Regions from separate parts of the Homo sapiens genome. Here region 2 is linked to region 1. The links are chromatin loops, found by intact Hi-C in ENCODE. Cell type or tissue: HepG2. All regions are shown on one strand. Each heading gives the region's core, and the rest is flanking DNA. Links, peaks and the distances in the headings are about the cores only. Region 1 holds the start of LINC02617 (long intergenic non-protein coding RNA 2617). Region 2 overlaps LOC105369657 (a long non-coding RNA gene).

Region 1 (15,915 bases), core at 5,169-13,168:
ATCCATATATTCGTGCAGCAGTAGCTCCTCACTTTTATTGTCATGTAGAATTCATAAGAATGTATCACAATTTGCTTATTTATTCTAATATTGTTCAACATTTGAGTCATTTCCACTTTTCACTATTATGAGTAAAATTGCTATAAACATTTTAATATAGCTCTTGTGGGACATGTGGCTTCATATCTTTTGAGTGTACGCCTAGGAGTTGAATTTCTAAGTCATAAGCTGTCATATATTTAGGCCCTTTAGTTCACGCTTTAAAAACTAGTGATAATTTATTCATAAAGCTTATTTATAATTTCACTGGCAGTTTATGTGAGTGTTACTCTGTATTCTTGACAATACATAGTATTATGAATTATTTTAGTCTAAGGACCTTCTGGATACTATGCATTTGCATACAATTGTACATTTAATTTCCATCTTCCAAATGAATAATGATGCTTATCCCTCATCTTTTTTTTTCATTTTTATATCCCCTTCTATGTAGTGCTTGTTTAAGCTTTTAGCCATTATTTATTTTTAACAGCGCTGTTGCAGTATAATTGAGATACTTTAAGCATACTTTATATGCTTAAAGTATGACATTTGATGTATTTCCATATCTATGCATCTGTGAAACCATCACCTCAGCAATATATAAAACACCTACTAACCTCAAAAGTATCCTTTCCCCTATGTATAAAATACTTCCTCTTGCTCCTCCCCTCACAGATGAATATTCTGTTACTATAGATTTGCCTTTCTATGTTTTATATAGATAGAATCATATAATATGTACATCTGTGTTCTAGATTTTTCATTCAGCATCATAATAGTTTTTATACTCATCTATGTTGATACATGTATCAATAGTTAATTCCCTTTTATTTCTTATTTCTTTCCTTTTTTTTTTTTTTTGAGACTGAGTATTGCTCTGTCACCCAGATTAGAGTGCAGTGGTGTGATCTCAGCTCACTGCAACCTTCACCACCTGGGTTCAAGTTATTCTCATGCCTCAGCCTCCCCAGTAGCCGAGATTACAGATGCCCACCACCACGCCCAGCTAATTTTTGTATTTTTAGTAGAGACGGGGTTTCACCATGTTGACCAGTCTTGTCTTGAACTCCTGACCTCAACTGCTCCACCTGCCTTGACCTCCCAAAGTGCTGGAATTACAGGCGTGAGCCACCACATCCAGCCGATTCCTTTTTACTTCTGAGAGTCTTCTGATCCTTGAGTAAAGTATGTTTCTTGTACCTCAATATGCTTAATTTTTTCCTTCTGGCTTTCGTTTTAGGTTCAGGGTATATATGTAGGCTTCTTATATGAGTACATTGCATGTTGCAGTGGTTTGGTGTACAGATAATTTTGTCATCCTGGTAATCAGCATAGTACCTGACAGGCAGTTTTTCTATCCTCATCCTTCTCCCTCTCCCCCCCAAGTAGGCCCCAGTGTCTATTGTTTCCTTTTTTTGTGTGCCTGTGTACTCCATGGTTAGCTCCCACTTATAAGGGAGAATATGTGGTTTTTGGTTTTCTGTTCTTCCATTGATTTGCTTAGGATAATGGCCTCTAGTTCTATCCATGTTCCTGCAAAGGACATGATTTTTTTCTTTTTTATGTCTGCATAGTATTCCATGGTGTATATGTACCACATTTTCTTTACCTAGTCCATTGTCTCAATATACTTAAGTTATACTCAGTAATGTTTTGTAGTTTTTAATATTCAGGCCTTTTATGTTTTTATGAGATTTCCCCAAAGTAGTCTATTGTTTTTAAAGCTATTATACATTTTATTTTCTAATTTCAAATGTTTTATTTTAAAATTGTAAGTATATATGTATATGTGTGTGTGTGTATATATATATATATATATATATATTCATTTACACAGTTGATTCTAAGTGTATCTTTTATTGTTTAACCTGCCTAAATTCACTTATCCTAGCAGCATTTCTGTAGATTTCATTGGGTTATCTGCATAGATGAATAAAGACAGTTTTTACCTCTTTCTTTTGAAAACTGTGTGCCTTTAATTCTTTTTATCACCTTGTCACAGTGGCCAGAATATTCAACACAAAGTTGAATACAAGTGGTGAGTAAACACCCTTGTTTTGCTATTGATCTTAGAGCATGAATATTCACTTTTTTTACCTTTATACTTAATTTTAGCTGTAGGATTTTCATAAATGACCTTTACTAGGTTGAGAAAGTTCCCTCCTATTCCTAGTCTGATGAGAATTTTTATAAGGAGTACATATGACATATGCTTTTATTAAATGTTTTATTCTGCCTCGATTGAAATCAGATAGTTTTTATTTCCCAGTTATAAACCTCAGTTGTTCATGTTATCTTTTTTACGTATCTTTGCAGATGCTTTGCTAATTTTTTAAAATTTTATTTTATTGAGGTAAATACAACATAAGATCTATCCTCTTAACAAATTTTCAAGTCTACAGTACAGTATTATTAACAATAGGTACAATGTTGTATAGTAGATCTCTATAATTTATTCATCTTGCATAATTGAGGCTTTATGCCCTTTGATTAACGACGTCCCATTTTTTCCTCTCTCCATTCCTGGCAACCACCATTCTATTCTCTGATTTTATAAGCTTGACCACTTTAGATATTTCACGTAAGTGGAATCATATAGTATTTATCCTGTGACTTGTTTATTTCATTTAGCATAATGTCCTCAAGTTTCATCCACATTGTTACATATTGCAGGATTTCATTTTTAAGGCTGGATAATATTCTATTGTATGTGTATGTACACATTGGCTACTGTGACTAGTATAGCAATGGACAGTAGTATACTAATATTTCTTTGAGATTCTTATTTCAATTCTTTTGCATAATTACCCAGAAAGGGGATTGGTGGATCATATGGTAGTTCTATTTTTAATTTTTTGAGAAATCACCATCCTGTTTTCCACAGAAGCAGCACAATTTTTCATTCCCACCAAAGTGTTCAAGGGGTCTAATTACCCCACGTACTTCTCAACACTTGTCTTTCATTTGTTTGATAATAGCCATCCTTATAAGTGAGAGATGATATTTGGTGGTTATAATTTGCATTTCCCTGATGATTAGTGATATTGAGCATCATTTCATATGCCCATTGACCCTTTGTATGTTTTTTATGAAGAAATGACCATTCAAGTCTTTGATACATTTTTTAATTGGGTTACTTGTGTTTTTTTTAATATTGAGTTGTAGGAGTTCTTTATATGTTTTGGATATTGACTCCTTTTCTGATATATGATTTGCAATTATTTTCTCCCATTCTGTAGATCATCCTTTCATTCCATTGGTTATTTCCTTTGTGAACCCTGAAAATTTGAGACAGGTCTCAGTTAATTTAGAAAGTTTATTTTGCAAAGGTTGAGAACATATGCCCATAACACAGCCTCACCTCAGGAGGTCCTGCTGACATGTGCCCAAGGTGGTCAGGGCACAGTTTGGTTTTATACATTTTAGGGAGACATGAGACATCAATCAACATATGTAAAATGAACAGTGGTTTGGTCTAGAAAGGTGGGACAATTCAAAGCAGAAGTGAAACAACTGGAAGCAAGGAGGGGGCTTCCAGGTCACAGGTAAGAGACAAATGGTTGCACCTTTTTGTTTCTGATTAGCCTTTCCAAAGGAGGCAATCAGATATGCATTTATCTCAGTGAGCAAAGAGATGACTTTGAATAGAATGGGGGGCTCCCAGGTCACAGGTAAGGGACAAATGGTTGCATCTTTTTGTTTCTGATTAGCCTTTCCAAAGGAGGCAATCAGATACGTATTTATCTCAGTGAGCAAAGAGATGACTTTGAATAGAATGGGAGGCAGTTTTGCCCTAAGCAGTTCCCAGCTTGAATTTTCCCTTTTGTTGAGTGATTTTGGGGGCCCAAGATATTTTCCTTTCACACCTTTGATGCGAACAAGCTGTTTGTTTGCTATAGTCCTACTTGTCTATTCTTGCTTTTGTTGCCTGTGCTTTTGGTGTCAGATTGATGATATCATTGCCAAAACCAATGTCAAAAGGTTTTCCTCTATGTTTTCTTTGAAGGGCTTTACATTTTCAGTACTTACATTTAGGCTTTTAATCCATTTGAAATTTATTTTTGCATATGGTGTAAGATAAGCAATTTCTTTGCAATATGGATGTTCATTTTTCCCGTCACTGTTTGTTGAAGAAACTGTCATTTCCCCTTAAATAGTCCTGCCACCCAAAGACCGTTTAACCATATTTGCAAAGTTTATTCCCAAGTTCTCCAATCTGTTTAATTGGTCTATATGTTCATCTTTATGCCAGTGCCATATTGTTTCAATTATTGTAGCTTTGTAATATATTTTGATATCAGGAAGTTTGAGGCCTCTGGCCTTCTGTTTCTTGCTCAAGATTTGTTTGGCTATTCAGGGCTTTTTGTGGTTCCATGTATATTTTAGTATCATTGTTTTCCTAATTCTAAAATGCCATTGAGGTCTTGATAGGTATTGCACTAAATCTGCAGATCACATTGTGAAATACAAATATTTTAACTATATGAAGTCTTTTAATAAATGAATATAGGAGGATTTTTGCATGTTGATTTTGTACCCTGCAACTTTACTTGGTTTTAGGAGGCTTTTTTGTGGATTCTTTAGAGCATGCCATAGGCAAACAGGGACCATTGTACTTCTTCTTTTACAATCTGTATGTTGTTAATTTCTTTTCCTTGCCTAAGAGCTTTAAGTAGGACAAGGGTTAAATAGAAATGGCAAGTGCAAACATCCTTGCCATGTTTCTGATGTCAGAGGAAAAGTTCAGCTTTTTCCATAGCATGATATTAGCTATGCACTTTACATATAGGGCCTTCAAAATGTTGAAATATTTTTCTCAAATTCTAGGTTGGCAGGAGTTATCATCATAAAATGGGTATTAAATTTTGTGAAAACTTTTTTTCTGAATCTATTGAGATGCACAGGTGACATTTATCCTTCATTCTATTAATGTGGTATATTACATTAATTGATTTTGTATGTTAGGCTATCCTTGCACCCCAGGGATAAATGCCACTTGCTTATGGCATATACTCCTTTTAGTGTACTGTTGAATTAATTTTGCTACTACTTTGTTGAGGATTTTTGCATCTACGTTTACTAGACATATTGGCTTATAGTTTTCTTGTGGTATCTTTGACAAGCTTTGGTGTAATGGTAATGCTGGCCACATAAAATTAGTTTGAAAGTATTTATTCTTTTTAAATTTTTATATAATAGCTTGGGAAAGATGGCCATTAATTTCTCCTTAAATATTTGGTGGCTTCACCAGAAGAGCCATCTTGTCCTGGGAATTTTTTTGTTGTAAGTTTCTTGATTACTGATTCAATCTTCATTCTAGTTATAGATACGCTCATATTTTCTATTTCTTCATAATTCAGTCTTGGTAGGTCCTTGTCTTTGTGAATTTTTTCATTTCTTCTAGGTTATCCAATTTGTTGGCCTATAATTGTTCTTAGTTGTCTCTTACCATCTTTTATATTTCTGTGGCATCAGTTGCAATGTCTTATTTCTGATTTCATTTATTTAAGGCCTCTCTTCTTTTTCTTAGTCTAGCTAAAGGTTTGTCAAGTTATTTATATTTTCCAAAAACTAACTCTTAGTTTTGTTTACTTTTTATATATCCTTTCCATTCACTATTTTATTTCTGAACTAATCTTTATTATTTTCTTTATTCTTCTAAATTTGAACTTTGTTTGTTCTTTTCTACATTTCTAGTTGCTTGGGATATGTATTAGTCCATTTTCACACTGTTGATAAAGACTTAACTGAGAGACTGGGTAATTTGTAAAGAAAAAGAGGTTTAATGGACTCACAGTTCCACGTGGCTGGGGAGGCCTCACTATCATGGCAGAAGGTAAAACACATGTCTCACATGGCGGCAGACAAGAGAGAATGAAAGCCAAGCCAAAGGGGGTTTCCCCTTATAAAACCATCTGATTTCATAAGACTGATTCACTACCATGAGAACAGTATGGGGGAAACCACCCCCATGATTCAATTATCTCCCACTGGGTCCCTCCACCAACATGGGGGAATTATGGGAGCTACAATTCAAGATGAGATTTGGGTGGGGACACAGCCAAACCATATCAAGGTATAAAGTGCATTGTTTGAGACCTTTCTTTTTTCTTAATGCAGATATTCATCACTATAAACTTTTCTTTTAGCCCTACTTTTACTACATCCCATAAGTTTTGTTAGACTTTATTTTTGTTTTCATTTATTCTAATGTGTTTTTAAATTTCCCTTTTGATTTATTCTTTGCAGATTGGTTGTTCAAAAATGTATTGTTAAATTATCACATATTTATTAGTTTTCCTTTTGCAACTGATTTCTAGTTTCATTCCCTTGATGCTGTAAAAGATACTTGATATGACTTCAATTTTCTTAATTTTCTTAAGACTTCTTTTATGACCTAACATATGATCTATCCTGCAGAATGATCCATGTGCACTTGAGAAGAATGTATACTCTGCTGCTGTTGGATGGAATGTTCTGCACATGTCTGTAGGTGACTTGACTTGCAGTGTTGATCAGGTCATCTGGGTCTTTGTTGCCTTTATGTTTGGTTGTTCTATCCATTATTAAAAGTGAGCACTGAAATCTCCTACTGTTATTGTATTGCTATCTATTTCTCCCTTAAGTTCAGTCAATGTTTGCTTTATACCTTTAGATACTCTGATGTTGGGTGCATATATATTTAAAATTATTGTATCCTCCAATGTGAATTGACGCCTTTATCATTATGTAATATCCTTCTTTTTTTCTTGTGACAATTTTTGACTTAAAGTCTATTTTTTATAATATCAGTAAAGGCATTTTTTGTTGTCTTTTAGTTATTATTTGGCGAAGGATTTTTGCAGTCTTCTTCAACCTTCATGCTAGTCCAACTGGCTTTCTTTTTTTCTTGGTAGATTCCAGGCATCTAGAATATCCCAGGTCCTGTCAGTGCTCTGAGATAAACAGGAATAAAGCTAGCTCCTCAGGCAATCTCCAGAAAATATGGATTATCAGTTGTTTAGTTCAACTTTTTCCCCCAAGGAGAAGCTGAGAGTTAAAGGTTTTGGTCCACTCACTCCATCTTGATCCAAGGAGTGGTTGAAACTGCCAGCTCACCCCACCATCTATGTTCTTGCTGGTCCCACGCAGCCAGGCTATGCTTGGTTCTATCAGTACACTGAGACAGGCTAGAGAGAAGCCAGTCTTAGGAGTAGCCCCTGGAAAAATTGGGGAATTGGACATGCCATCCATCATTTATTAACCAAGAGCAAAGCTGGGAGCAGGGGAGTTTCTCCCTGGTTTTTTGGCACTGTGCTGGGGGCAGGAATTAGGGAAGGAGTGTACCTTAGATTTCCCTAAGGCTTCAACATGAGTAGTTTCACCAACAGCATTGGAGCATCTCAACTAGTTTCTTAATTTCCCACAAAGAAAATTTGTCTATGAATTTTTAGTTGAATTGGTGCATTTGTAGAGAGAAAAGAGACCAGGGCTTCCCACTCTGTCATCTTGCTAATTTTACTCCACCATTTATTTTATAATTTAAATATATAAAAATAAGATACATATTTATAATTTATGTGTATGTATATGTATATATTTTAAATTTAATGTATATATAAAAACATTTGCTGTATTTCTAAACTGGAATACAATACAATGAAATTTAATTGCATCTTAAATGGACAAAACATTACCATGCGTAAATGGAAAAAATTGTGGCTGGAGTTACCTCATGATGGAGAGAACAAATACCACTGTACACAACGCCACCAAACATCCTGTATGAGCTATGATAACACAATCCCATATAGTACTAAGTAGGCTTTCTGATATTTTCTACTCGCCAACTGAGGTTTTCTTAAATATATTCTTAGAAGTGTTTCTAGCTATGATGCACATATGTTGTAAAATCCAATGTAATATTTTTTTCATACATGGTTTTAATTGCTCCAACATTAAAATGGTTAGACTTGCATTTTTTCAGCCAACATAGGTGACAGCTGTTTGTTAAAATACTAAATAAATTACACAGACAGGCTACAAGAAAGTAAGCCTGTACATTAAGAACACAGTCACCTGAGGTTAACATTTTAGAATTTTTATTTATTGAGAGCTTATAATAAGTCTTCCATACAACCTTTGACAGGTTTGAAGTATGAAATAGATTTCAGAGTAAGGATTTAAGAGAAAGGGCACTTTAACAAATAACAGTAGCTAAATCCTCAGTTTCTCACGTTGCAGAGATGGTTGTCTAATCCCAGATATCTCCTATCTCTCCCCCAAACTCATAAAATTAATAAGAAAAGCAAATAAAACCACATAATACCTTATCCTTTCAACATCTCTAGGACACATAGAGTACCACAACCTTCAAATTACCTATAAATAGAGAAAAAATATTGCAAAAGAACACTCGCTCCTGCCTACCACTGAATACCTGCGGTGCAGGATAGGGAGATTAGTCTTTAACATACTCAGAAGAGAAGACTAGAGGACATAAATGAATCACAGATACAATAAACCCTGAAAGATAAAACTTCAACAATCAATGCCAGAATACTTAACACAATTTTGGACTTGGTAGTTCATAGTACTGGGAAAAGGCTTGAAACTGAAGACCAGAAGTGGAAAACTTGGAAAGGAAAACAATGGTTTCTTGGAGAGAAGCAGAAAATAAAGGAGTGACACTCCTTAGAAATGTGACTATCAAAGCAAATAAGTAATGTGAGGGACTTAAGAATCCTGCAGAAAGGAAAGAGAAAAAAGACATGACTATCATTTGCCCTTCCCAATCCCATCATCACCACCACCCATAGAGGACACTATGCTGAATAGGACAGAACTGACAGAAGAGGGAGCTCTCTAACTAGGTTCCTTGTCCACGAAACAGGAATAGGAAAAAACAGACCATATTTATGTGAAACCTCTTTAAAACTTCAGATAATGTAAATAAAAATATTTTTCTTTTGAAAAATCACTCACTCAAAAAAGGAAACAACCACTAAGCAGATGAAAAGTGTAATAAACACTGCAAATTGAATTAGACATTCTAACGCAATCATAAAAACAAGACCACAAATGCCAAAAAAATAATAAGGTTGGTATGAAACAGGAGTTGAACTGTGAGAGGTAATAGTATACCACAGTAAAATAATGAACAAAGATTTACAAGATGAATGTTAGCAATAAGAAAGGGGTTGCAATTCTGATGCCAAAGAAGTAGACATAAAAACAGAACTAAATGAGGCAAAGAAAGATGTTGTATAATATTAAAATCTACATACTGCAATGAAGAGTACATAGTTAAGAATTTATGTAGTAATTAATACACTGATTATTTATATAAAATACAAATTACAAGAGATGCAAGAAAAAAAAAGACCATAACATATTAATACAGGGTGATTTTAATATACCACTCTCAATATAAGGCAGAAAGTGTGGGCAAAAATAAGTTATTTTCCGGAAGATCTAAATAAGATAGTATAGCAGATATTTTGAATACATATTGATCACTATGCACTGATAATATAAAATATATTTTTTTCCAAATGCACCTGAAACATTCACAAAAATTGAACAAATAAAGCTCATGAGAAAAGTAAAACTGTATGGCTATCTCCTTAACTAGAAAAAAATATACGTCTACACACATACAGTCAACCTTGAACAATGTGGGCATTAGGACCACTGACCTCCTCTGCAGTTGACAATCCATATATAACTTTTGACTCCCTAAAAACTTAACAACTAATAAACTATTTTTGACACCATCATTTTGTTTCTAGTTCTACATTTCAATCAAAATGATTAAAACAAATAAAACCAAACTTGTTTACAAATATACGAAGAGTCACTGTGGAGGGAAAAGCTCTTTAATTTATTTCTCAAGATATAGATCCAACAGGACTGCAAAGTGGAACAGTTCTCAGAAGCCTGATTCAGGAAGATGTACCCGGGTTTTGGCACCAAATTTCACACGCGTCCGTGTGAAGAGACCACCAAACAGGCTTTGTGTGAGCAACATGGCCGTTTATTTCACCTGGGTGCAGGCGGGCTGAGTCTGAAAAGAGAGTCAGCAAAGGGAGATAAGGGTGGGGCCGTTTTATAGGATTTGGGTAGGTAAAGGAAAATTACAGTCAAAGGGGGTTTGTTCTCTGGCGGGCAGGAGTGGGGGGGTTGCAAGGTGTTCAGTGGGGGTGCTTTTTGAGCCAGGATGAGCCAGGAAAAGGACTTTCACAAGGTAATGTCATCAGTTAAGGCAAGGACCAGCCATTTACACTTCTTTTGTGGTGGAATGTCATCAGTTAAGGTGGGGCAGGGCATATTCACTTCTTTTGTGATTCTTCAGTTACTTCAGGCCATCTAGGCGTACATGTGCAAGTCACAGGGGATGCGATGGCTTGGCTTGGGCTCAGAGGCCTGACATTCCTGCCTTCTTATATTAATAGAAAAATAAAACAAAATAGTGTTGAAGTGTTGGGGCAGTGAAAATTTTTGGGGGTTGGTATGGAGAGAGAATGGGCGATGTTTCTCAGGGCTGCTTCAAGTGGGATTAGGGGTGGCGTGGGAACCTAGAGTGGGAGAGATTAAGCTGAAGGGAGGTCTTGTGGTAAGGGGTGATATTGTGGGGATGTTAGAAGAAACATTTGTCGTATAGAATGATTGGTGATGGCCTAAATACGGTTTTGGATGAATTGAGAAACTAAATGGAATAACAGAAGGAGAAAAACAGGTATAAAAGATCTAAGAATTGGGACGACTCAGGATATCCGATTAGAGAGTGCCTAAGGAGATTCAGAATAGTCCTGCCAGCAAAGATTATTTATTTACTTCAAGAGTTAAGAGTGGCAGTTTGGGGATAGCACCAGGAGATATCAGCTGTGATGGCTTGGAGAAACAGTGCAAACCAGCAGTGTAAACAAGAGCAGGGCATGTATGAGTAGTTGAGAACGGTGAATAGGAGTATGACTAGACAGAAGATAGTAGGGATGACAAGTTTTTTGGGGCACAGTCTAAGTTGGTCTAGTGTCTGGAATGAGACTGGGGCCTAATAAAAAGGAGCGTCTATACAGGAGCTTAAATGGGTTGTACCTTGTAGCATTCTGAGGACAGGCCTGAATTCTGAGAAGGGAAAGTGGTTAAAGTATTGTCCAGTCCTTTTTAAGTTGGTAATATAAGTGATATAAAGGTTTCACTGAATACTAACAGCCTGAAAAACTGCTTGGCTGATTTGACTAATAAAGGCTCGTCTGTTATCAGACTGTATTGAGGTGGGAAGGCTAAACTGAGGAATTATGTCTGACAGAAGGGAAGAAATGACTGCGGTGGCCTTCTCAGACCCTGTAGGAAAGGCCTCTACCTATCCAGTGAAAGTATCTACCTAGACTAAGAGGCATTTTAGTTATCTTACTCAGGGCATGTTGAGTAAAGTTAATTTGCGAGTCCTGGGTGGGGGTAAATCCTCAAGCTTGATGTATAGGGAAGGGGGGGGGGGCCTGAATAATCCCTGAGGAGTAGTAGAATAGCAGATGGAACACTGAGAAGTTATTTCCTTGAGGATAGATTTCCACGATGGAAAGGAAATGAGAGGTTCTAAGAGGCGGGCTAGTGGCTTGTACTATAGTATAACCTGCCTTCGCTGGTGTGTGGCGATTAGGCCTGGTGGAACTGCCATCAATAAATCAAGCGTGATCAGGGTGAGGAACGGGAAAGAAGGAAATTTGGGGAAATGGGGTGAATGTCAGGTGGATCAGAGAGATACAGTCATGGGGGTCAGGTGTGGTCTCAGGAATAATGTGGGAGGCTGGATTGAAGTCTGGGCCAGGAACAACGGTAATTGTGGGAGACTCAACAAAGAGTGAGTACAGCTGAAGGAGCCGGGGAGCAGAAAGTATATGCGTCAGGTATGAGGAAGAAAATAGATTTTGGAAGTTATGAGAACTGTAGAGAGTGAGTTGAGCATAGTTTGTGATTTTGAGGGCCTCTAAAAGTATTAAAGCAGCGGCAGCCGCTGCATGCAGACATGAGGGCTAGGCTAAAACAGTAAGGTCAAGTTGTTTGCACAGAAAGGCTACAGGGTGTGGTCCTGGCTCTTGTGTAAGAATTCTGACCTCACTAACTATGCCTAGGAAGGAAAGGAGTTGTTTTGTAAGGGATTGAAGTTTGGGAGATTAATGGGACACAATCAGCTGGGAGAGCACGTGTGTTTTTATGAGAATTATGCCGAGATAGGTAACAGATGAGGATGAAATTTGGGCTTGACTGAAGTAATGGGGGCTGTCTACTAAGCCTTGCAGCAGTACAGCCTAGGTAATTTGCTGAGCCTAATGGGTGTCAGGGTCAGTCTAAGTGAAAGCGAAGAGAGGCTGGGACGAGAGGTGCAGGGGAATAGTGAAAAAAGCATCTTTAAGATCAAGCACGGAACAGTGAGTTGTGGAGGAAGGTATTGAGGACAAAAGAGTGTACGGGTTGGGCACTGCAGGGTGGATAGGCAAAACAATTTGGTTGCTAAGGCGCAGATCCTGAACTAACTTGTAAGGCTTGTCTGGTTTTAGGACAGGTAAAATGGGGGAATTGTAAGGAGAGTTTATAGGCTTTAAAAGGCTATGCTGTAGCAGGCGAGTGATAACAGGCTTTAATCTTTTTAAAGCGTGCTGCGGGATGGGATATTGGCGTTGAGTGGGGTAAGGGTGATTAGGTTTTAATGAGATGGTAAGGGGTGCATGATCGGTCACCAAGGAGGGAGTAGAGGTATCTTATACTTGTGGGTTAAGGTGGGGGGATACAAGAGGAGGACGCAAAGGAGGCTTTGGATTGGGAAGAAGGGCGGCAATGAGATATAGCTGTAATCCAGGAGTAGTCAGGGAAGCAGATAATTTAGTTAAAGTGTCTCAGCCTAATAAGGGAACTGGGCAGGTGGGGATAACTAAAAAGGAGTGCTTGAAAGAGTATTGTCTAAGTTGGCACCAGAGTTGGGGAGTTTTAAGAGGTTTAGAAGCCTGGCCATCAGTACTTACAACAGTTATGGAGGCAAGGGAAACAGGCCCTTGAAAAGAAGGTAATGTGGAGTGGGTAACCTCTGTATTGATTAAGAAGGGGACGGGCTTACCTTCCACTGTGAGAGTTACCGGAAGCTCGGCGTCCGTGATGGTCTAGGGGGCTTCCGAGGCGATCCGGCAGCGTCAGTCTTCAGCTGCTAAGCTGAGAAAATCTGGGAAGGAGTCAGTCAGAGAGCCTTGGGCCAGAGTTCCAGGGGCTCTGGGAGTGGCTGCCAGGTGAGTTGAACAGTCCGATTTTCAGTGGTGTCCTACACAGATGGGACGTGGCTTAGGAGGAATCCCAGGCTGCAGGCATTCCTTGGCCCAGTGGCCAGATTTCCAGCATGTGTAGCAAGCTCCTGGGGGAGGAGGTTCTGGAGGAATGCCTGGCTGCTGCGTTTCAGACGTTTGGAAGTTCTTGTGTGCTGGAGATGTGGCTGGGGTTTGTCTCACAGTGGAGGCAAAGAATTGCAACTTTTTTCTGTTATTGTACACCTTGAAGGTGAGGTTAATGAAGTCCTGTTGTGGGGTTTGAGGGCCAGATTCCAATTTTTGGAGTTTTATTTAATGTCAGGAGCAGATTGGGTAATAAAATGTATATTGAGAATAAGACGGCCTTTTGACCTTTTAGGGTCTAGGGCTGTAAAGTGTCCCAGGGTTGCTGCCGAACGAGCCATGAACTGGGCTGGATTTTTATATTTGATGAAAAAGAGCCTAAACACTTCTGATTTGGGAGAAAGAAAAAGGAGCGTTAACCTTGATTATGTCTTTAGCTCCAGGAACCTTTTTAAGAGTAAATTGCTGGGCAGGTGGGGGAGGGCTAGTCAAGGAAAGAAACTGTAAGCCGGACCAGGTGTGAGGAGGGGAGGTGATAAAAGGATTATAGGGTGGAGGAGCAGAGGCTGAGGAAGAATTGGGACCTAGCTCAGCCTGGCGAGGAGCAGCCTGGGGAGGAGGGGAGAGGTCAGATGGGTCTGTAGAAAAGGAAGATTAGAAAGACTCAGCGACGCTTGGGGTTGGTACTGACGGGACAGGCGGGAGGGAAAGAAGGAAGATTTGGGACGAGTTGCACTGGGCACAGAGACTAGGGAGGGACTGATGTGTAAAAGAATGCCTGGATGTCAGGCATCTCAGACCGTTTGCCTATTTTACGACAAGAATTATTTAGATTTTGCAGGATGGAAAAATTCAAAGTGCCATTTTCTGGCTATTTGGAACTACTGTCGAGTTTGTATTGGGGTCAAGCGGCATTGCAGAAGAAAATAAGGCATTTAGGTTTTAGGTCAGGTGTGAGTTGAAGAGGTTTTAAGTTTTTGAGAACACAGGCCAAGGGAGTAGAAGGAGGAATGGAGGGTGGAAGGTTGCCCATAGTGAAGGAAGCAAGCCTAGAGAAAAGAGAGAGTAGAGAAATGGAGGGAAGGGGTTCGGGGGTTCTTACCTTCCAGAAAAGTGGGAAAAGGGGTTGGGGCACAGAGATAAGAGGTTGGGGTGCGGAAATAAGGGATTGGGGTGCAGAGATATAAGAGGTTGGGGCACGGAAATAAGGGATTGGGGGTTCTTACCCCATAGAAAAGCGGGACTTGCCGCTAAGGGTGAAGGAGAAGGGGTTGAGGGGTACTTGCCCCTGTCCCAGAAAAGCAGAGAAGGGGTAGAGACAAGGAGAGAAGGGGTTGGGGTACTTGCCCCTTCCCCAGAAAAGCGGGACTTGCTGCTAAGGGTGAAGGACCAAGGCAGGTGTCCCTGTGTGGTCTGACACCCTTGAAACGTGAGTGTATAATCAGAGAGGTGTCCCTGCAATGATTAAACACCAAGGGAAGGCTGCCTTCCCAGTCCGTGACCGGCGCAGGAGTTTTGGGTCCATGGATAAAATGTGTCTCCTTTGTCTTTCCCAGAAAATGAAAGGAATAGAAATTAAGAAAAGGGAGAGATTGAAGAGTGGAAAGGAGAAAGTGGTTGAGGGACAGTGAGAGAGGTTGGAGAAGAGAGTAAGAAGAGGACACTTACCTGATTTAAAATTGGTGAGATGTTCCTTGGGCTGGTCGGTCTGAGGACCTGAGGTCATAGGTGGATCTTTCTCACGGAGCAAAGAACAGGAGTACAGGGGATTGATCTCCCAAGGGAGGTCCCCCGATCCGAGTCACGGCACCAAATTTCATGCGCGTCTGTATGAAGAGACCACCAAACAGGCTTTGTGTGAGCAACATGGCTGTTTATTTCACCTGGGTGCAGGCGGGCTGAGTCCGAAAAGAGTCAGGAAAGGGAGATAAGGGTGGGGCCGTTTTATAGGATTTGGGTAGGTAAAGGAAAATTGCAGTCAAAGGGGGTTTGTTCTCTGGCGGGCAGGAGTGGGGGGGTCGCAAGGTGCTCAGTGGGGGTGATTTTTGAGCCAAGATGAGCCAGGAAAAGGACTTTCACAAGGTAATGTCATCAGTTAAGGCAAGGACCGGCCATTTACACTTCTTTTGTGGTGGAATGTCATCAGTTAAGGTGGGGCAGGGCATATTCACTTCTTTTGTGATTCTTCAGTTGCTTCAGGCCATCTGGGCGTATATGTGCAAGTCACAGGGGATGCGATGGCTTGGCTTAGGCTCAGAGGCCTGACACAAGTTATATGATGAAAGATGCAAATTAGAAAATATCAGCCAAAATGTTTGAACACTGACTTAGCATGTTTATGCACTATATTTCTCGCATATATGCAAAGTTTTGGCTTAACTGTTTCCAGAGCAATATACTTTAAATTTTAAAATACACTCCTTATAAAAATGAGGTACTTATAATGCTTAACATTAAAATATATCCCTAAATACTAAAGAACTTATCATCAAAATCTGTCCCACCTGTCCCATCT
Region 2 (15,915 bases), core at 4,375-12,374, 170 kb after region 1:
AGTTAACAGAAAAAAAGAGACAAGACAAAAATTATCATTATCTGAATGAAAAGGTGTGGGGAACATTTGCAAAAATCTTACAGATATTAAATGGAGAATGAGTGACTTATGAACAAATGCCAATAAATGTATTGACTTAGATTAAAATCGATTCCTTGAAAAATACAACTAAAGATGCCTATACAGGAATTAGAAGCCCTACATTGAACTGCATCAATTAAAGTTAAATTTTTGTTAATTATTTTGCAACAAAGGAAACAGTAGGTTCAAATGATTTTACTGGTTAACTCTTCCAAATCTTTAAAGAACACAGTTCTCTTGATTTTTTGTTTGTTTGTTTGTTTGTTTGTTTTGAGGCGGAGTCTCGCTCTGTCGTCCAGGCTGGAGTGCAGTGGCGCGATCTCGGCTCACTGCAAGCTCCGCCTCCCGGGTTCACACCATTCTCCTGCCTCAGCCTCCCCAGTAGCTGGGACTACAGGCGCCCGCCACCACGCCCAGCTAATTTTTTGTATTTTTAGTAGAGACGGGGTTTCACCGTGTTAACCAGGATGGTCTCCATCTCCTGATCTCGTGATCCACCTGCCTCAGCCTCCCAAAGTGCTGGGATTACAAGCGTGAGCCACCGCGCCCGGCCTCTCTTGATGTTTTAAAACAAACTTTTCCAGAGAGCTTATTCAAAGAATAATATGAGAAAACTTCCTAAATCCACGTAATTGGACATTAAACTGTAGAAACACAAAGGACTCCAGCTAGGATGAACAATAAACATTGACACTGAGACTCATTATACCCTGTCAAAAGTCAAAGACAAAGAATCTTGAAAACAGCAAAGGAAAAGCAACTAATCATGTATAAGAAAGTTTCCATAAGATTATCGGCAGATTTATTAGCAGGAACATAGCACACCAGAATTAAGTGGGATAAGATATTCAAAGTGCTGGGAAAAAATGCTAACCAGGAATACTGTACCTACCTTTCCTCCTGGTAGTTCTGAGGAAACGAGGCAGTCCAGATGAGTGGGTTTCCTCTCAGCGAAGCACATCCCTCCACTAAGGGACTGTCAGAGTGCTTCGTTAAATGGGTCCTGTTCCCTGTGCCACGCAACTGGGTGAGACCCTCCAGCAGGGGTTGTCAGACACCCTATACAGGAGTGATCCTACTGGTGTCAGGTTGGTGTCTCTTGAGGTCAGAGATCCCACAGGAAGGAGCAGGCACTCATCTTTGCTGTTCTCCAGCCACCTTGAGTGACATCTCCAGGCGAGGGAGTGAACCAGTTGAACAGGCCTGAAGTGAACCCCCAGCAAAATGCAGCAACCCTACAGAAGAGGGAGCTGACCATTGAAAGAAAAGCAAACAAACAGAAAGCAACAACAATAGAATCAACAACAACAACAAAAATCCCCACAAAAACCCCATCCAAGGGTCAGCAGCTTCAAAGATCAAAACTGGATAAACTCGTGAAGATGAGAAAAAAATCAACAAAACAACGCTGAAAACCAAAAATGCCAGAGTGCCTCTTCTCCTCCAAATGATGGCAGTGCTTCTCTAGCAAGGGCACATAACCGGATAGAGGATGAAATGGACGAATTGACAGAAGTAGGTTTCAGAAGATGGGTAATAAAAAACTCTGCTGAGCTAAAGGAGCATGTTATAACTAAATGCAAAGAAGCCAAGAACCTTGATAAAAGGTTAGAGGAGCTGCTAACTAGAATAACCAGTTTAGAGAGGAACACGCATGACCTTACGGAACAGAAAAACACAGCACAAAAACTTCGTGAAGCATACACAAGTATCAACACCCAAATTGACCAAGCAGAAGAAAGGATATCAGAGTTTAAAGACCACCTTGCTGAAATAAGGCATGCAGACAAGATTAAAGAAATAAGAATGAAAAAAAACAAAGCCTCCAAGAAAAATGGGACTAGGTAAAAAGACTAAACCTACGATTGATTGGAGTACCAGAAGGAGACGGGGAGAATGGAAACAAGCTGGAGAACACACTTCAGGATATTATCCAGGAGAACTTCCCCAACCTAGCAGGACAGGACAGTCTTCAAATGCAGAAAATGCAGAGAACGCCACAAAGATATCCCACAAGAAGGTCCACCCCAAGACACATAATCATCAGATTCTCCAAGGTCAAAATGAAGGAAAAAAGGTTAAGGGCAGCCAGAGAGAAAGGTCAGGTCATCCACAAAGGCCGAGGATCCCTCTGCAGAAACCCTATAAGCCAGAAGAGAGTGGGGGGGTCAATATTCAACATTCTTAAAGAAAAGAATTTTCAACCCAGAATTGCCCTACAGCCTGGGTGACAGAGTGAGACCCTGTCCCCAGCACCCCCCAAAAAAAGGGAAACAGAGGAAAAAGGAAACAAAATGACTACAAGAAATACAAGAAGCGCTGAAGAAAATGGCAATAGTAAATCCTTTCATGTAATTAATTAAGTATAAGTGGATTAAATTATTCAATAAAAAGACCCAGTGTGGCTGAATGAGTAAAAAGCCAGATCTAACTGTATTCTGTCTATAACAGAAACACTTTTGATGTAAGGGCACGCACAGTCTGAAAATGAAAGGACTGAAAAAGAAATTCCATGCAAATGGGAACCAAAAGAAAAAGGGGTGGCCGTATTTACATCAGATAAAATAAATGTTAAGTTATAATGATAAAGGATCAGATAACCAGGAGGACATAACAATTATAAACATATATTAGAGCACCCAAATATATGAAGGGAATATTAAAATAACCCTTCAAAGACAAGACTGTCCACTGTCTACCGTATCCCATTCTGGATAATTCTCAACATCCAATATTCAATACTTAATTCTGGGTTGCTGACAGTAACATCTCACTGTTGAATTTTGATAGCAGAAGGAATAGAATAATAGCTTTCTTATTTTTAAACCTTCTAGAAAGGAAAAAGATTTGACAATATCAACTGCTTGAAAGATAGGTTTAGGACCTACGCTGCCATATATAAAACACATTAGTAGGCTGAGTCTGACAAAAACAGAATTAATTCTTTATGTCTCTGGGTAAACATTTGAAAATCGTATTGAATTTAGTCTGGGATCTATTCTCTTCAGAAGCTCTGCTTTTAAAGAAGACAGACTTGTTTCCTAAGTCTGTCTCAGAAAAAAAGAAATCTTCTGAGTTAGAATCTTTATTAAATACATCATTATAAATTAAATTAAATATGTATATCAACGTTCACATTATTTTCACAGATATAGCAATTTAAACCTGGCTAAGATTCCTGAAATATTTCCTGAAGGAAAATAGCAAACAGAAAATTCCCCAAAAGCTCTTTGGAATATCAGCATGCAGATTAATATAATTTGTATTATGTCTATACATTCTAAGTCCTATAATAAAATGTATTTCCATAAATAAAATTTTCCCCATTCAAATAAGCACCATCGAGTAAGTAAATATCCTAACAATGAGACTAAATCTAATTGAATTATCAACAGAGCTCAAATTGAATGGTGTTTTCTGAATGAAATTTTTCGCTTTACTGGGTTCTGACAATATAATTCAAAGCTAAGCAAAAATTTACCCTTTTTTCTAGGGGAGAATAGGATGCTTTGCAATTTTATTATGAATTTATAAAGACATACCCGTTCTTTTATTATGTTTTTACATCTTTGCAAAATTGACTGTGTCACTGACACAATCAAAGATTTAAAGTTATTACTATTCCTTTAAAATTCCAAAGGTTTTCTTCAAACTTCTCAAGTTTGTACACACCTCAGAATCAAAATGCCAATTTCTGCAATCCTGGCTCAGGATTTTCTAGAATTTTAAGCCACATATTTAAAAACACCTTACCAGCCATGGCTTTTCGAAATTTAACCTAGTATTTCTCCTTTTCTTTCTCAATGAGTGGATAGTTGATTTTGTGACTGACACACCAAAGACACTCACTTCTTTCGGGCTAGAGGAATTTCGACAAATCTACTTATCGAAAATGGAAAGCAAAGACATACAACTAAACATTAAACATGCTATTTCATACAATGTCTAGTAAATAGTATTTTTTATACATCAATTCCCCAGAAATCGCACCACTGTGCAGAGGAAATTTCAAGTCTGTAAAGCATAATTCTTTGGTTCTATAACTGAAATATTAAGATAAATTACTTTTTAAACAGATAACTTTCAAGGAGAAAAAAAGGAAAAACAAATTATTCTTTCAATTAAAAAATTTTTTAATATTATTTCCTAAACCAGTGTGGAAACATACAATTTTGTACACATGAAATTCCACAATGTGTGCATAATCAGACCTCATATGTTTAATGAAATGCTTTTTTAGGAAACATATTTCTTCAGTGTAACAAAATATTTAATATTTGTAATAGATTTGTAAAGTCATTTCCAGTCATTGACTCACAATTATAGATTTAAATTTTTTGCTAGCAAATTTATTTTACATCAACGAATTCTGTTTGTATTATTGTTCTTGTAAATGTAATCAATAGTAAGCTATGAACTTACTGTAATCAGTAGTAAGCTATGAACTTACGTGTGTTAATATCATTTCTAATAAAAAGCTGATTGAATTTTAGTGCAAGCTGTATCAACACAATTCCTAAACTTTCAGACTTCTCTTCACATAATGTATGAATGATCAAATTTTGTTTGCTGGCAAGTATGAGAACTTAATCTTCTCTTTTCCTCTTTTCTAATATATTTGTCAATATCTTTAGATCAGTCTCATTTTCTCTACCAGTGTTTTATTCACCTCACTGCCCAGAAAAGTTTCCCACTTTATCCTTTTCATACTATTTCTCTTGCCAAGAAATATATTTACAGATATTGCTTGATTTTAAAACTTTCCACTAAGCAGTTCACATAAAATTCAGGAGATTGTTCCAGCCAAATAGCCAGTAAATAGCACCCTGAACCATATCGACGTCATGGGCTGAACTACACACCTCCCCTAGAAGCCACAGAGGTTCCACCACAGCCTTGGCAGCACTGGGGTTTGCTGTATCTCTACAGGGGTGAGCAGAAACATCCATTGCACACACTCAACCACTCATACACAGTCATTTTTCTACTTACTATTGTTATTCTAAGTTTTTATATACCTTCAACTTTATTGCTCATAGTTAACTTGTAAGTGCTTTCTGAGCATAGAAGTTACACCACCTCCTTTTGAAATTCATCATAGCCCCTGGGAGCCAAGAAATATCTGTTGTTGTAGCTTTCTGGAGCATAAAAAAAATGTTGACCAGAAAATAGTATATCTTTGAATGTGCTGTCTTGTACAAAATATTCTTTTCATTTTTTTATTTGACTCAATATTAAATATCCCAGAAAACGACTTTCAAATGTGCAAACACTGGGCAGCCTAACATTTTGGATAAGGTCCATCTTACATACTCCTATCACAGTCCAGGCTTACACCTAGCTTTGTGCTGGAACTCTGACTTCTGTGACTTGCTCCCCTATGTATTGTAAGTACCTTAATGGACCATGCTTACTTAACCTTTATAACCCTGGGGCTATCACAGCAACTGGCCACATATGTTAACCCAATAAATGTGAGTTCAGTGAATAAATAAATGATATAGAATTGATGTCATTTCCCAGAGCATCTATTCATTCTGCACCACAGGTAGAAAAGCACAAAATGATATTTAAGATACAATATAGGTATTTCTTTTTTTTAACTTTTCTTACAGCCATAACTTTTAAGCAGCATGAAGAAAAATAGAAGTCTTTGTGAAAGGCATGTAATATATAAAAATTAAAATCTAATATGTTTGATTTTGTTAATTCGTTTTTTTCAACTTTTATTTTGGATTCAGAGGGCACATGACAGTGTGTGACATGGGTATATGTGTAATACTAAGGTTTGGGATAAAGATGATCCCATCACCCAAGTAGTAACCATAGTACCCAACAGGTAGTTTTGGGTACCACGCCAGCCTCTCTCCCATCCCCTAACAGTCGCTAATGTCTGTTTTTCCAGGTTTATATATTTGTGTACCAAATGTCTAACTCCCACTTATAAGTGAGAATATGCAGTGTTTGAGATTCTGTTTCTGCATTAATTCACTTAAGATTTTGGCATCCAGCTGCATACATACCGCCACAAAAAACATGATTTTATTTATCTTTATGTATGCATAGTATTCCATGGTGTACGCATACCACATTTTCTTTATTCAATCCACCATTAATGGGCACCTACATTGATTCTGTCTTTGTTGTTATGAATAGCACCATGAGGGACATAAACATACATACGTCTTTTTGGTGGAACAACTGATTTTCCTTTGGTTATATACCCTGTAATGGGATTGCTGGTCAAATGATAGATCTGCTTCAGGTTCTTTGAAAAATCTCTAAACTGCTTTCCACAGTGCCTGAATTAATTTTCATTTCTACCAATAGTGTATAAGTGTTCACTTTTCTCTGAAACCTCAAGAGCATCTTTTATTTTTTGACATTTTAATAACTGCCATTCTGACTGATGAGAGATATAGTTATGTTCTTAGCAAAAGGGTTGACTGAATTTTGTTAGCATAGTTTGTGCCTCACACTTTCCATGACTTCTTTCTTTTTCAAAATCCCTCTCTTAATTTCTGTTTCTTCTTTCAAACCAAAATGAAACCAAACTGACACCTCAAACTAATAAACCTAACCCCAAACTCTGTAGGTATTAAGGAGTAAACTCAGACAAAAATCTAAAAACTTGGAAATTTTTCCATTATGGTTTAACTAATGTTTCCAATATCAGTTTTTCTTTGGTATTTAATTGATTTAACAACTTTTTTTTTTTTTTTTTTTACAAAAGCATGCATCAGTTGTAAGCTATTCCATTTATACTTTTAAGAAGTCCTTTCAAACAATTTTAGTTGTCACATGTTTGGATTATGGTTTTATATCAAAATATTCTACTAAATAACCACTCCAACAGAATATATAGCATTATGTTCTAAAAATAGCATAAACCAGCTAGTCAAAGAAAGATTATTTTAGTTACAGATATTAACATGAATAGAATAAGATAAGGAAATAAGATAAAGTGTCTACATTCCAAATCCCTCCTCAGTCTATTTTAATGAGATGGAAATCCAGATTTCCGTAAAATTTTCTTCTCTTTTGTTACTTCTGAAATTCTGAAGAAAAATAATAATAGATATGTTTATGTAGAGATCAGGGTTTTTTAGGATATGCACAAAGATACATTTTTAAAAATCAGTCATTTTCTTTATATTAATTTTTCCTATCTTTTATAATCAATATTATAGGAAAATAAAACAAAAATAAATTAAAATTACCTTTTGCATTTCTAAAACTGGTTATGTATAGAAAATTCTCCTAAGAAGTGATTTTCTTGTGACAGAAACCACAGATCTATACACATGTCATCTCTTTCGAATAAGCTGTGATTAAATTGAGAGAATTAATTTTTTAAAGCAAAGTCAGAGAATTACAGTCATCTAAAAAAATGAAAATGCCACGATTAATTATCAAAGCAATAGGAACAGAACGCATATTAGCTGAAACTTTATTCTTTCAGGACTTAAACACTAGGAATTTAGTTCCTCAAACACTCACGGCCACAGTCTTAGTTCCTGCTTTTATTTTCCAAGTCATAGATTATTTTGACCATCTCATTTGGGACATTTTCTGTTTCATTGATCCATTTTTTTCTGAGTCTTGTCTTATAATTGTCAGATAAATAGTGCTTAAAACACTTTATAAAAGGTTATTCTAGCGTAAATTACACAACAGGTTATCCAGATTCCAGGGTTTCTGTGAAAATGTATATAAAGAAAATAAATTAGAAAGGATTTAGTGGTTACAGGACTCAGATACATCATTTCATATGACAGAAATAATTAAAATCCGGGAAGTAAAAATTTACTGAGGCAGGAAATAATTTATCATTGTACGATTCCAGAGAAAAATTAGCTTGATAAGTGAATTTGATAAAGATTTATATAAGGAAAATCGATACTGAAAGTTTCTAAAATATAGGATCTTCCTAGGAAGAAGCTTTTAGTTATAAAGTCTGTAATTTAGATGAAAAAAAGTCCCGATAACAATAGGTGAGTGAAAATGGGAAAATAAAAGAACTGTTGCATTTCTTCCTGCTTTATACAGTTTGGTTTTTAACTTGTGAATTTTTGGTATACTAGTTCAATTTTTATTTGTTTTTAGGATATTTAAATCAGTTTGAAGTGCTGCATCGTATTTTTCTGTGTTTCATGATTGTTCTTCATGGGGCATTTAAAAAATCAGTTTGAATGTTTTAATTCTCATTTTCTGTGTTCTTTCCATAGTATCTTCATATATTAATAGACTAAAAATGCTTTTTGTGGACTGGAATGATAGTTGGAGCACTGTATTGGATTCCTATGTCAAGAGTGTCCTCTTCTGTCAAAATATTGCAATGTATTCTCTTAAATGAATGATTTGGGGGAGAGAAGTTTCTTTTGTTTTGTCTTTTGAATGTCATTTTGTCTATCCTAACACCTCTCTTCAACACATACACGCACTTGCTTTTTTCCCTCATTTACTGAGCAGATTTTAAATGTGCTTTTTCCTTTCTTATGTTTTACCCTCTTCTCAGAAGTTTCGTTTTCCAAGACTAACTCTTCAAGTCCAAAACACACTTTCCTTCTGCCCACCAATCTGATCCTTTTGGAATTCCTTTTTAAATTTTCACAATTAGTGTGGTCTTGCTCTTTCTGAGGTAGTTGCCAGTTTATCTGAAACCCCTAGGGCACCATGAGAGGATAGAGATGGGATCTAGGAATAACACTGTAAGTTTTTTTTTTTTTAATTTACAATAATTTGAAGTTTTAGTATTTTCTGACCCCTAGTCATGCTAAAGACATACATTTGTCTGCTTTCATTTTTATTTTTGCATGTAATATATATATATATTTTAAGGCTATTGTAGGAGAATTTAAATTTAAGCAACTACCATTAGCTCTTTCTGTATAGTTTTATTTCAGTGGGTACCTAGGTTTCAGCAGAATTCTCTGCTGTCTACTTGTTTCTGAAATTATAAAGGGAATAACTATCCCCGCCTTGATTTTTCTTATTCTTGGCCTAGTTTTCATGAATAAACCACAAGAAAAAAGACATAATATTATCAATATTTTGTATTTCTACAGCCTAGTGAACCAGTACATTTTTATACATCTGGTAGATTTTGGTTGTAAATTCGTGTGGTTGAGAGTATGATTCCACACTAGAAAATTCTAAAGATTCTTTCAAAAGACTCCTAGATCCAGTAAATGACTTCGGTAAAGTTTTGAGATACAAAAATCAGTGGCATTTCTATGCACCAATAATGTTCAAGCTGACAAAAAAATCGAGAATGCAATCTCACTTACAATAACCACAGAAATAATAAAATAACTTGAGATTCATCTAACCAGACAGGAAAGCTCTCTTCAAGAAGAACTATAAAACATTGCCAAAAGAAACAATAGATGACACAAACAAAAGTAAAAATATTCTATGCTCAAGGATTGGAAAAATTAAATACTGTTAAAATGTCCATACTATTCAGAACAATCTACAGACTCAGTGCAATTCCTATCAAATTACCAATGTCTTTCTTCACAGAACTGAAAAAAAACTATTATAAAATTCATGTGGAACCAAAAAAGAGCCCAAATGTCAAACAAACAAACAAAAAAGCTGGAGGCTTCACATTACCTAGCTTAAAACTATAGTACATGGTTACAATAACCAAAACAGCATGGTACTGATTAAAAGAAAACCAGACATATAGACCAATGGAACAGAATAGAAAACACCAAAATAAACCCACATGGTAAACTAATTTTTATATTAATATAAGGATGCCATGAAATGACAGTCTCTTTGGCAAATCATGTTGGGAAAACTGAATATCCATATGTAGATGTTGGATTCATCATACACCAGGCACAAAATCAAATCAAAATCAACTGAAGATTTAAATGTAAGAACTAAAACTTTTAAACTCCTAGAAGAAAACATAGAGGAACAGTTTACATATAAGAAATATTATATAGAAACAATTTAAATCTAGGAATGTCCTAATAGACTGTACTAAATACACTTTATCTCTTTTTATCTCAATCTTTTATTTTTATTTTAGAATCAAGAGGTACATGTGCAGATTTTTTACATAAATATATTGCGTGATGCCAAGGTTTAGTTTTCATTTGACCCCATCACCACATAGTGAGCATAGTACCCAATAGGTGGGTTTCAACCCCTACACTCCTCCTTTCATCCCCCCTTTTGGAGTTGCAAGTGTCTATTGTTCTCATCTTTATGTCCATGTGTACTCAATGTCCAGCTCCCACTCATAAGTGAGAACATGTAAGTATTTGGTGTTCTGTTCCTGTGTTAATTTGATTAGGATAATGGCCTCCAGCTGCATCCATGTTGCTGTGAAGGACATCATTTTATTCTTTATTATGGCTTCATAGTATTCCATGAGTGTATGTGTACCACATTTTCTTTATCCAATCCACTTTTGATGGGCACCTAGGTTGATTCCATATCTTTACTATTGTGAATAATGCTGTGATAAACATACAAATTCCAGTGTATTTTAGTAGAATGATTTATTTTCCTTTGGGTATATACCCAGTAATGGGATAACTGGGCTGAATGGTAGTTGTGTTTTTAAGTTCGTTGAGAAATCTCCAAACTGGTTTCCACAGTGTCTTAACTAATTTACATTTCCACCAACAGTGTATCAGTGTCCCTTTTCTTGGCAACCTCACCAGCATCTCTTATTCTTTCACATTTTAATCAAAATGCCAAATTTGAATCACCATAGTGACTGGTGAGAGACAGTATCTCATTGTGGTTTTGATTTGCATTTCTCAAAGATCCCTTGATCTGTATGTCTGTTATTATGCCAGTACTACTGTAGCTTTGTAATAGTTTTGAATTCAGGGTGTATGATGCCTTTAACCTTGTTTAACCTTGTTCTTCTTCCTGGAGATTGCTTTGGCTATTCAGTGTCTTTTGTGGTTCTACATGAGTTTAATGAATATTTTTCTATTTTTGTAAAAAAAAGTGCAATTGTGATTTTGAACAGAATTGCCTTGAATCTATAGATGTATTTGATTACATTAAATTTTCATAAAAGCATAAGTAACCAAAGCAAAATTATATAAAGTGGGACTACATCAAACTAAAAATGTTCTGCACAGCAAAGGAAACAGCAGAGTGAAAGGCAACCTATAGATTTGAGAAAACATTGCAAATAACATATCTGTTAAGGTATTAATGTCCAGAATATATAAGGAACCTCTACAACTTAATACCAAAAACAAAAAATAGCCCAATTTTAAAAAATGGATGAAGGACTTGAATAGACATTTCTCCACAAAAGACATGCATGTGGCCAGTGGGTATATAAAAAAATGCTCAACATCACTAATCATTAGGGAAATATTCTAAGATGCTACCTAACACCTGTTAGGATGACTATTTTACATATATATATATATATATATATATATGGATACATTCACATATCCATATATTCATTCATATATACCCAGAAGAAGGAGATGAGCCATCCTCTCACTTTCATTTATTACCCTCTTCCTTAAAACGAATATATCCATATACATATATATGAAGATATATATATATATATATATATATATATATATATATATATATATATGTTGGTAAGAATGTGAAGAAATTGGAACCCTAGCACATTGTTGATAAGAATGCACTATGAAAAAGGTGTATAGAGCTTCCTCAAAAATTAAGAGTAAAACTACCCATATAACCCAATAATATCACTTCTGGGTATACAGTATATCCAAAAGAATTAAAATTAGTATCTTGAAGAGATATCTGCACTCCCACATCAATGGTAGGATTATCAAGAATAAATAATATTTAAACAACCTAAATGTACACTGACAGATGAACAGATAAAGAAAATGTAGTATGTACATATGATGGAATATTCTTCAGCCTTAAAGAAAGAATATTCTGCCATTCATGACAACATGAATGACCCTTGAGGACATTAAGCTAAATAAAATAAGCCAGTCACAGAAGAACAAATGCTTTATGATTATACTATATGAGTTATCTAAAGTAGTCAAATTCATAGGAACAGAGAATGGTGGTTACCAGGGACTCACTTTCAATTGGTTAAGTTTCAGTTACGAAAGACGAATAAGTTCTAGAGATATACTGTACCACATAGTACGTATAGTTAGCAACAATACGTTGATCACTTTAAAATCTGCTAGGAGGGTAGATCTCATGTCAAGTGTCTTACTTGCCCTCTGCTCCCAAAATAAAGGTACTCAAGAAAAACTTTGTAGATGATAAACATGCCTACTATCTTCATTGGGTGATGGTATTACGAATGTATGCATATGTCCAAACTCATCAAATTGTATACGTTAAAAATGCACAGTTTTTTTGTATATAAACTATACCTCAATAAAGCTATTGTAATAAATCTCCAATATAGCATCTATTAATGGTCATCACTCCAACATAATTTGAAGAAATGAAAATTATAATATAAACCACGACATAGCTATTTGTTTCGAACAAAAAATAAATATATTAATAATTAATCTTCTTAAAGAAGAAAAATATTTAGTGTAGAATTATTCAGTGTGTTGCTGGTTTTGTGTCTTCTTAGAAATGTAATAGCAGGCTGTATATACAAGATCCATTTTCATATAAATAGATTACAATGGTCCATTAATTTTTTAAGTATTTATCTGTGGTCAACTGAAAATATATTTTCGACCCGCCTCGCATGGGCCCAGGGGGCGGGGGTTTGGGTGGCTGCCCTCAGTATTGCCTGCACAAATATCTACCAAGTCTGCGACGAATAGCTCCAGCAACTTTGCACCGTGTTTTCCAGTAAGCCTACCGACAGGCACTGTGCAGATTCAAGCAGAGAGAAGTCCAAGCACTGAGGCCGCTGCTGCACCGGCCATCCTGAGACCCTAGTCGACCTTCCGGCCTCCGCATCCCCGCCCCGCACTAGGACCCCTGCAGACGATCAGGCGGCAGCCGGGGTGACTTTCTTCCTCTTTTGGCAACATGGCGGGCGGAGAAGCTGGGGTGACTCTGGGGCAGCCGCACCTTTCGCGTCAGGATCTCACCACCTTGGATGTTACCAAGTTGACGCCACTTTCACACGAAGTTATCAGCAGACAAGCCACAATTAATATAGGTACAATTGGTCATGTAGCTCATGGGAAATCCACAGTCGTCAAAGCTATTTCTGGAGTTCACACCGTCAGGTTCAAAAATGAACTAGAAAGAAATATTACAATCAAGCTTGGATATGCTAATGCTAAGATTTATCAACTTGATGACCCAAGTTGCCCTCGGCCAGAATGTTATCGATCTTGTGGGAGCAGTATGCCTGATGAGTTTCCTACAGACATTCCAGGAACCAAAGGGAACTTCAGATTAGTCAGACATGTTTCCTTTGTTGACTGTCCTGGCCACGATATTTTGATGGCTACTATGCTGAACGGTGCAGCAGTGATGGATGCAGCTCTTCTGTTGATAGCTGGTAATGAATCTTGCCCTCAGCCTCAGACATCTGAACACCTGGCTGCTATAGAGATCATGAAACTGAAGCATATTTTGATTCTACAAAATAAAATTGATTTGGTAAAAGAAAGGCAGGCTAAAGAACAATACGAGCAGATCCTTGCGTTTGTCCAAGGTACAGTAGCAGAGGGAGCTCCCATTATTCCAATTTCGGCTCAGCTGAAATACAATATTGAAGTTGTTTGTGAGTACATAGTAAAGAAAATTCCAGTACCCCCAAGAGACTTTACTTCAGAGCCCCGGCTTATTGTTATTAGATCTTTTGATGTCAACAAACCTGGCTGTGAAGTTGATGACCTTAAGGGAGGTGTAGCTGGTGGTAGTATCCTAAAAGGAGTATTAAAGGTGGGCCAGGAGACAGAAGTAAGACCTGGTATTGTTTCCAAAGATAGTGAAGGAAAACTCATGTGTAAATCAATCTTTTCCAAAATTGTTTCACTTTTTGCGGAGCATAATGATCTGCAATATGCTGCTCCAGGCGGTCTTATTGGAGTTGGAACAAAAATTGACCCCACTTTGTGCCGGGCTGACAGAATGGTGGGGCAAATACTTGGTGCAGTCGGAGCTTTACCTGAGATATTCACAGAATTGGAAATTTCCTATTTCCTGCTTAGACGGCTTCTAGGTGTACGCACTGAAGGAGACAAGAAAGCAGCAAAGGTTCAAAAGCTGTCTAAGAATGAAGTGCTCATGGTGAACATAGGATCCCTGTCGACAGGAGGGAGAGTTAGTGCTGTCAAGGCCGATTTGGGCAAAATTGTTTTGACCAATCCAGTGTGCACAGAGGTAGGAGAAAAAATTGCCCTTAGCCGAAGAGTTGAAAAACACTGGCGTTTAATTGGTTGGGGTCAGATAAGAAGAGGAGTGACAATCAAGCCAACAGTAGATGATGACTGAAGAATACCGGTTAAATAATACATTCGGATGGAGCTGGAAGTTGCAATTTCTCTTTAACAACCAAGGGGTTTATTTTCAAAGCGATATTGGGGAATTGATTTCACAGTTTGTTACCTTAGTAGGTAACGGTAAGGTTATTCTCTCTTTTTTTTTTTGGTTATGAAAACTTAGGGACTACAATTAGTATAAAAATTGGCATAATGTTGGATTGAATCTACATTTTGGCAGAAGTTAAGCATTCCCACATAATGTCAAAATTATACATTATGCAGTTTTTTTGTTTGTTTTATTTTGTTTTGTTTTTGAGTCTGGCTTTGTCACCTAGGCTGGCATGTAGTGGCATGATCTGCAATCTCTGCCTCCCAGGTTCAAGCGATTCTCCTGCCTCAGCCCCCCAAGTAGCTGAGATTACAGGTGTGTGCCACCACACGGGGCTAATTTTTGTATTAGTAGAGACGGGGTTTCGGCATGTTGGCCAGGCCAGTCTCTCCTGACCTCAGGGTGATCAGCCCACCTCGGCCTCACAAAGTGCCGGGATTACAGGCGTGAGCCACCTTGCCTAGCCCACATCATGCAGTTTGAAATGAAACTTTGCCACAACCAGCCTTTGCTGTAGCACACACATATATCACTGAAACTGTTCGAAATAAAGTTTTTTTTTGTTTTTCATGATTCGTCTTTGAGTACCTCCAGGCTGAAGGACTGTTGTACCAGTAAAAACTTAAAGGCACAAATTATCCTTGAAGACCTTCTCCCTTTTCTTTGGCCCCATATTTTATGTTGCTTTATCTTTGAAATTTTGCATGAAAAGGATGCAATGAATGGGTTCGAATTGCATGAAAAGGATGCACGAATGGGTTCGAATGAAATTGTCCTTTAGAGCATGATTACTTGTTCCCATGGGCAAATAATTTTCTCCCCTTGCTCTTCCTGGCCTGAAATACGGGAAACTAGAGTCAGAAGTTATCTCCCTCTCCCTGTGATGCCTTGAGATGTTTTTCTGCATTGTTTTATGCCTGAAATCCAATAGTCTTCCTCCATTGGAAAATACTGTTATACCAAATAATTCTAGATGAGTAACAAAGATCCTTCTAGGCCTTCATTTTATGTTTTTTCTTAACTGTTATATGATTGTGACACAGATTATAATATTACTAATTTTTGGATGTTTCAAAAGGTCAATAAGTAAAAGATGTTAGAAAGCAAAAAAAAAAAAAAAAAAAAAAAAGAAAATATATTTTCTATCATGTTCTTCTGATAAAGTAATTCAAACTTTAACCAGCCCTGAAGACGGCATTGTGATTATACATCCCTGGGTTCTCCTGCTGACCTAAAGTAATATTAATCTCCATATATAACATTAAAATATATTCCCTTATTAGCTTAAGGGAATAAATGTGAATAATCAAATTTTTT

What was found. A loop is a pair of places that touch in the nucleus more often than their neighbours do. Peaks named below come from ENCODE experiments on the same cell type or tissue, not always from the same donor. Only the 100,000 strongest peaks of a DNase experiment are listed, where the experiment ranks them.
Region 2: a loop joins it to region 1, with 17 times the contacts of the local background. A loop is called at or near these places in 21 of 110 quality-filtered maps.

The regions. Positions count from the first base shown.
Region 1 is chr12:10,322,977-10,338,891 of GRCh38, forward strand. KLRD1 (killer cell lectin like receptor D1) reads left to right here. Exons shown (of 6, transcript NM_002262.5): 6 at 1-6,632. LINC02617 (long intergenic non-protein coding RNA 2617) reads right to left here and starts at 15,316. Exons shown (of 3, transcript NR_159946.1): 1 at 15,069-15,316; 2 at 13,136-13,333; 3 at 9,884-10,087. RefSeq lists enhancers at 15,052-15,630, 15,631-15,915. In HepG2, for the core only: a CTCF peak has its summit at 8,861 (motif pointing right); a DNase peak (open chromatin) is centred at 8,865.
Region 2 is chr12:10,492,823-10,508,737 of GRCh38, forward strand. LOC105369657 (a long non-coding RNA gene) reads right to left here. Exons shown (of 6, transcript XR_931355.4): 4 at 7,582-7,779; 5 at 7,302-7,406; 6 at 3,156-7,139. It overlaps EIF2S3B (eukaryotic translation initiation factor 2 subunit gamma B), which reads left to right and starts at 13,068. Exons shown (of 1, transcript NM_001357734.3): 1 at 13,068-15,703. The coding sequence starts at 13,081. The coding sequence ends at 14,499. In HepG2, for the core only: a CTCF peak has its summit at 8,381; no DNase peak of the experiment used is centred there; H3K27me3 peaks cover 235 bases.